Linked DNA regions of Homo sapiens: region 2 is linked to region 1. The links are chromatin loops, found by intact Hi-C in ENCODE. Cell type or tissue: dorsolateral prefrontal cortex. All regions are shown on one strand. Each heading gives the region's core, and the rest is flanking DNA. Links, peaks and the distances in the headings are about the cores only.

Region 1 (2,890 bases), core at 229-2,728:
AAGCCAGGAGTCGCTGGGCCTGTGGGCTGGCTCAGCAAGACCACAGCTCAGCAAAGTGCGCTCGGGGCTGACCACAGACCCATCAGCCCCTTCGTGTCCTGCCTCCAGGCCCAGGGGCAGCCGGCGAAGGTCAGGCCCAGGGCCTCCCGGATGACAGAGCCCCCAGCTGGGGCTTGCAAGGGGAGCTGCCAGGCCCAGGGCTGCCGGCCCTTCAGCGAGCCCTGGGGAGTCTGCCTGGGGCCAGGGTGGTGCCTGGCTGCCCTCTTGTCCTCAGCTTGACCTCTGGCGGTGGCACTCGTGAAAATGCTGGACACTCCTTCTCCTTGTACTTCCACCTCCCGCCCACGGCAACCAGAGCCAGGAGCCAGGCTGTGGGGGCTCCGAACACAGCTCCAGGGCCAGCAGGGCCTCCTCAGTCTGTGGCGCCGCCTTCCTGAGGACCCGTGGGGAACAGAGGTAGCTGCCCACACCAGCCCCCCAGCCTCCTTGGCTCCTGAGGTGGACCACAGCCAGGGAGGGCCCCCCAACAAGGGTCCAGGCCCTGCCCACCCCTGCCTTACAGCCCAGGAGTCCCCAGGGGGCAGGCCAGGACTCAGCCCCAGCTCTCTCTGCCCCTGCGCCCAGCTGCCCAGCCCAGTGGCTGCTCCCTGGAAACCCCTCGGGGACTGCATCTTGGCTCCCCAGTGGCCTCAGGGAACCAGCAGCCGTTCTCCGGCCTATCTGCAGCCAGGCCCCGTCCTGGAGACCCTGTCCCGCTGCCCCAGACCTGACCCCACTGGGTCCTCATCCACCCACACGTCGAGCATGTCCCCTGCTAGGGCCCCACCTGCCGGCTTCCATCTGGGGACAGGAGAGAGGACACGCATGGGCTCCACGGTCCTGCCCAGGCAGAGAGAGGCAGGCTGAGCACCACGGGGCTGCTATACCCCTGATGGGGTTAGCGGGAGGGGAGGCTCAGTGCCTGGGAACCTGAGGGCATTTCCTTCCACGGAGCTCCAAGCAGAAGCGGCCTGGGGCGCAGCCAGGCTCCCTGCTAGGAGGGCGGGTTTCAGGCCCACAGCTCAGAGCATGGGTGGGGTGCCTGGGCTGGGGGTCCCTGGGCTGATGGCCTGAGGGAGATAGGAGGCCAGGCCTGCAGGGAGCCAGGGGGCCCGTGAGGAGGAGAGACAGCTCTAAGCGGCAGGCCTCGGCGAGACCGCCTGTGTCTCATGGTCTCCTGTGGTTGGATCCACCGAGTCCCCCAGGTCCCTGCGGGTTGTGGCGAGTGGGCTCACGGAGAGAGGGCGGCCTGCGCCCACCTCCCCAGCAACGACTTGGCGGCTGGGGCCTGCGGGCCGGGATGGGGGGTGTGGTGGTTCTTCCCGGGAACGGACCCCCAACTGAGCAGAACAGGGAGGCCGCGCCCCAGAGAGAAAAGCACCCGAACCCGCCAGGCTGGGACCTTCCGGGAGGGCAGGGTTGGCAGGGACCCCCCAACCCCGAGCTCGGCCGAGCTGCAGTTCCCGCTTCCACCGCTGGGGGTCGCACCGCCGCCCCCGCCCCCGCCCCCGCCCCCACCGTGCCGCGGGCGGCGAAACCCGTGAAACGCGCGCCGCCTCCGCGGGGCCTGGGGTGGGGAAGGGGGGACGAGCGGGGGAAGAGGGGTACGGGGGGGAAGGGGGAACGGGGGGGGCGCTTCCTGCCGCCGCCCTGCTTCCCGCAGCGGCCTCTGGGGGCGGCCGCGCCCACCGACGGGAGGAGCCGCAGCCTCTGAGACCCCCGCACGTAGCCCGCCGGTTCGGGGGCGGAATTCCCACCTCGGGAGCCGCCCCCACGCTGCAGGAAGCTCCCAGGGCCTCCCGTCCCGCCCCCCAGCCCGGGCCTGCTGCTCGGACCAGCCGCCCCCGGGCCGGAAGCCCCCGCCCCACCCCGCCGGAATCCAGCGCTGGCCGCGAATCTGGGGGGCGCCGCCCCGGACGGCAGGGAGGGTGGGGTAGCGGAAGAGGCGGCGGGGGCGGGGGGGAAACTGAGGCTGCGGGGGGGAGCCTGAGGCTGCGGGGCTGCCCCTCCGCGTGGGGAAGTGGGGCCCGGCGCGCTCCGCCTGACTCGGGGCCCCCAGTGCCCCCGGACTGGGAACGGAACGGGCGTCGGGGAGGCCGCCCCGGCCCTGAGGACGCGGCGCGGGGCCCGGGACGTGCACCCCTCCCCACCCCCCCAGCGCGGCTTCCGGCCCGGGCGAAGGAGCGGGATTGGGAAGGTTTCGGAGCCGGCGCTGGAATTCCTGGGTAGTTCCTCCGCCACCGCCCTTCCCCCGCGAGGCCGGCCTCCGACGGGGCCTCTCCAGGGTGAGGGGCAGGCCCTGGCCTGGAGCCAGAAACAGGATTTCCCCGGATGCCAGGACAGCGCCAGGGCCGGGGACAGGCCGGGGCCCCACTGCGGGTTTTCTGTCCTGCGCAGCAGTGACCCCGCAGACTTCGCGCACGGGGCGCAGGATGGGGTAGGGGGCCCAGAGCCTTGGTCTGTCGGACCCTCAGCGGCCAGCGCAGGTCGGTGGTCATTTCGGAGTTCCGGCCACTGTCCTGTGCAGGAGTGACCCTGGAGGCCGCCTTGGTTTGGCCTGGGAGGATTCTAAACACGGAGGGGCCAACACCGAGACCCGAGAGACCCCGGCCTAAACCTGACCCAGTGCCGGCCACACCAGCCACGGCCCTCCTGGCATCCCTGGGATCACAGAATGGGACAGCCTCCCCACCCACAATCCCCCCAGGCCCTGGCGAGGGCAGCTCCTCCGACGCTACAGCCTTTTTCCTAGGACTGTTTTTCCTTAGAAACAGGAAGCTGGGGCATGGGCATCACGTCCCTCGGGTGCAGGCCCCACCAGGGGCAGGGCAGAGTGGGGCTGGACCACAGG
Region 2 (2,890 bases), core at 278-2,777, 58 kb after region 1:
GGTAGCTCACAAGGTCAGGAGTTCAAGATCAGCCTGACCAACAAACCCCGTCTCTACTAAAAATTAAAAAATTAGCCGGGCATGGTGGCAGGCGCCTATAATCCCAGCTACTCAGGAGGCTGAGGCAGGAGAATCCCTTGAACCTGGGAGGCAGAGGTTGCAGTGAGCCAAGACCACATCACAGCACTCCAGCCTGGGTGACAGACCTAGACTCTGACTCAAAAACAAAAACAAAAAAAAACATGAGTTCCCCGACCAAGCCACTCATGGGAGAAAAAAAAAAAAAAAAGGAAAATGACACTCCTGATAAACCTGTTACTCCATTTCCTGACTGACAAGTTTCAACTCTTTTTAAAAAACACAATTCTCAAACGCCTCTGCTGTTCTTCCATGACGCCGTAGCACGCTCAGCACAGCCACTGTCCCATCCTCCCTAGGGGGCGATTCGGCCTCGGCATCTAGAATAGGGGCATCTGAGCTGGTCCCACACATACCAGCCGAGACCATTCTATGCTGCAGACACCGAACATACGGGTTTAAGGACCAGGAATCCTGTGTGTCCACGTGTGCATGCACACACATTGTCACTAGATAAAACACCACATTCCAAGACAATAACATCTGGCTGTCCAAAGATTACTTCTGGTTAAAGTCGCAAATAATCAGTATTGCCATATTTCCCTTTATAAAGTACCTCTTCACACTCTTCCTTGCTCAATGCTTAAAATGTCAACATTTACTTAAAATGTTGTGCAGGCTGGGCACAGTGGATCAAGCCTGTAATCCCAGCACTTTGGGAGGCTGAGGCGGGCAGATCACCTGAGGTCGGGAGTTCGAGACCAACCTAACCAACATGGAGAAACCCCATCTCTACTAAAACTACAAAATTAGCCAGGCATGGTGGCACATGCCTGTAATCCCAGCTACTCAGCAGGCTAAGGTAGGAGAATTGCTTGAACTCAGGAGGCGGAGGCTGCAGTGAGCCCAGATCACACCATTGCACTCCAGCCTGGGCAACAAGAGCAAAGTTCCACCTCAAAAATAAATAAATAAGTAAATAAATAAATATATAAAATATAAAAATCTTTTGCAAATCCAGAGAAACATGTCAAGAAGATATAATAATTCAAAAGCATGAGGAAAGAAATCCAGTTTTAAGACGGAAGAGCAACATCGCTTCAACCCCATTCTCCTCTCAAAAATCGCCGAGAGCCCGGCTCTTGGATGAAGGAAGCATTGTCTCGAGCTCAAGCACACATAGGGCAGGAGGCAGCTGGGAGGAGGCGGCTGGGGGCCAAGCAGCTGCAGAGGCAGACGCTAGGGAGCCACGCCGACGCGCTCTGGCACCAAAGCGCCACCATGGGAGGGGAGGCCTTGCAGAAGCAGGATCGGGGCTGGCCCGCACGTCTGCATAAGAGCCATCCGCGGGCTCCCAGGTGCCCTCCCCCTTGCAGCCATTGGCACGTCAGCCTTGACGTGACCAGATGGTCAAGAATTGGCAATGTGGGGAAATGCCCCTTTAAAGCCGAGGTCTGAAACCAACCAAAGGAATGCAGAGGAAACCAGCAGGACAAACTGTCAAGAAAAACATCATTAATGTCTGCAGCAACAGGAGAAAGATACAGCATCCACAAGTCACAAAAGGTGGGAGCTTTTACAAAGAGATAGATATCTTAGAAACGAAAATGAAATCATGAAACTAAAAGTAGCCAACAAAGAAAGTGCTCATGATAAGGCGGAGACCTCCAGAGAGTAATCCTGAGCCACAAGGGAACAGCAGGGAGACCACAGCAACCGGAGCACCAGTGCCAGGAGGACCAACGTCCAGCCCTAGGGAGCACCGAGCAGAAGATGCCACGGGCACCATCCCGAAGATCGGGGCGCGAGCCTCCTGGCAACAAAAACCTGACAAGGGCCCAATAGGCGCCCAACACAGGGCCAAACACAAGCCGCCTCGAGGTGTCTGACAAGACATTTTGAATGCCAGATCTAAGAGGAGGTTCTGAAAGCTCCTGAAGGGCACAGTCAGGTCACATGTCAGAGCCCAAAGCAGATGGCAGGGGACTTCGCCATGGGGACACCAGAGGCAAGACGCTGAGGAGCGCCGACAAGTGTTCTGTTCCAGCCCTCCATACACGGGTGCCCAGTTACCAGGTCAGCCATGCAACACCCAAAGCACGTGCCTCCCAGGCACCCAACTGCACAGTGTGCTGTGGCTACTCAGGTAAGGATGAACCCAGGAGGGGAACCCCTAGAATCCCTCACCAGGAAGAGCACAGAAATACCCAGGGCGGGCAGGTGAGGGCCAGCTGGCCATCGGCCTCTGGACCACAGAGGGAGGGGGCAGAGAAGAACGCTGGAGCAAGGACGGAGCAGCCAGAGATCCTGAGAAAACCAAGCAAGGGAGTAAAAACCAAGATGATGCCTAACTCCAGGAACACACAGTGGAGAGGAAATGAGGTCAGGCACGCAACTCCAAGACAGAAAGCAGCACAGACAGGAAATGAGGTAAGGACACAGAGAGCTCCAGACAGGAAATGAGGTCAGGACACAAGACAGGAAATGAGGTCAGGACAGAGTGCTCCAGACAGGAAATGAGGTCAGGACACAGAGTGGCACAGATAAGAAATGAGGTCAGGACACAGAGTGGCACAGACTGGAAAAGAGGTCAGGACACAAGAGTGGCACAGACAGGAAATGAGGTCAGTACACAGAGTGCTCCTGACAGGAAATGAGATCAGGACAGAGAGAGCTCCAGACAGGAAATGCAGTCCGGGCACAGTGTGTTGCATACAGGAAATGAGGTCAGGACAAAGAGTGGCACAGACAGGAAATGAGGTCAGGACAGAGTGACACAGACAGGAAATGAGGTCACTGGCTCCAGACAGGA

Evidence for each region. A loop is a pair of places that touch in the nucleus more often than their neighbours do. Peaks named below come from ENCODE experiments on the same cell type or tissue, not always from the same donor. Only the 100,000 strongest peaks of a DNase experiment are listed, where the experiment ranks them.
Region 2: it touches region 1 in a loop (2.8-fold over the local background); 16 of 110 quality-filtered maps call a loop at or near these places.

What each region holds. Positions count from the first base shown.
Region 1 is chr1:2,313,935-2,316,824 of GRCh38, reverse strand. It overlaps LOC124903824 (a long non-coding RNA gene), which reads right to left and starts at 1,830. Exons shown (of 4, transcript XR_007065362.1): 1 at 1,797-1,830; 2 at 827-879; 3 at 1-433. RefSeq lists an enhancer at 764-1,517 and silencers at 1,389-1,678, 1,829-1,988, 2,079-2,198. In dorsolateral prefrontal cortex, for the core only: CTCF peaks have their summits at 1,293 and 1,499; no DNase peak of the experiment used is centred there; H3K4me3 peaks cover 1,524 bases; H3K27ac peaks cover 2,500 bases.
Region 2 is chr1:2,255,903-2,258,792 of GRCh38, reverse strand. The region is part of intron 1 of SKI (SKI proto-oncogene); the gene reads right to left. Among named protein-coding and RNA genes, the nearest start is that of SKI, 29 kb to the right of the region's middle. RefSeq lists enhancers at 1,444-2,041, 2,709-2,890, 2,044-2,890. In dorsolateral prefrontal cortex, for the core only: a CTCF peak has its summit at 1,328; a DNase peak (open chromatin) is centred at 1,292; H3K4me3 peaks cover 1,391 bases; H3K27ac peaks cover 2,500 bases.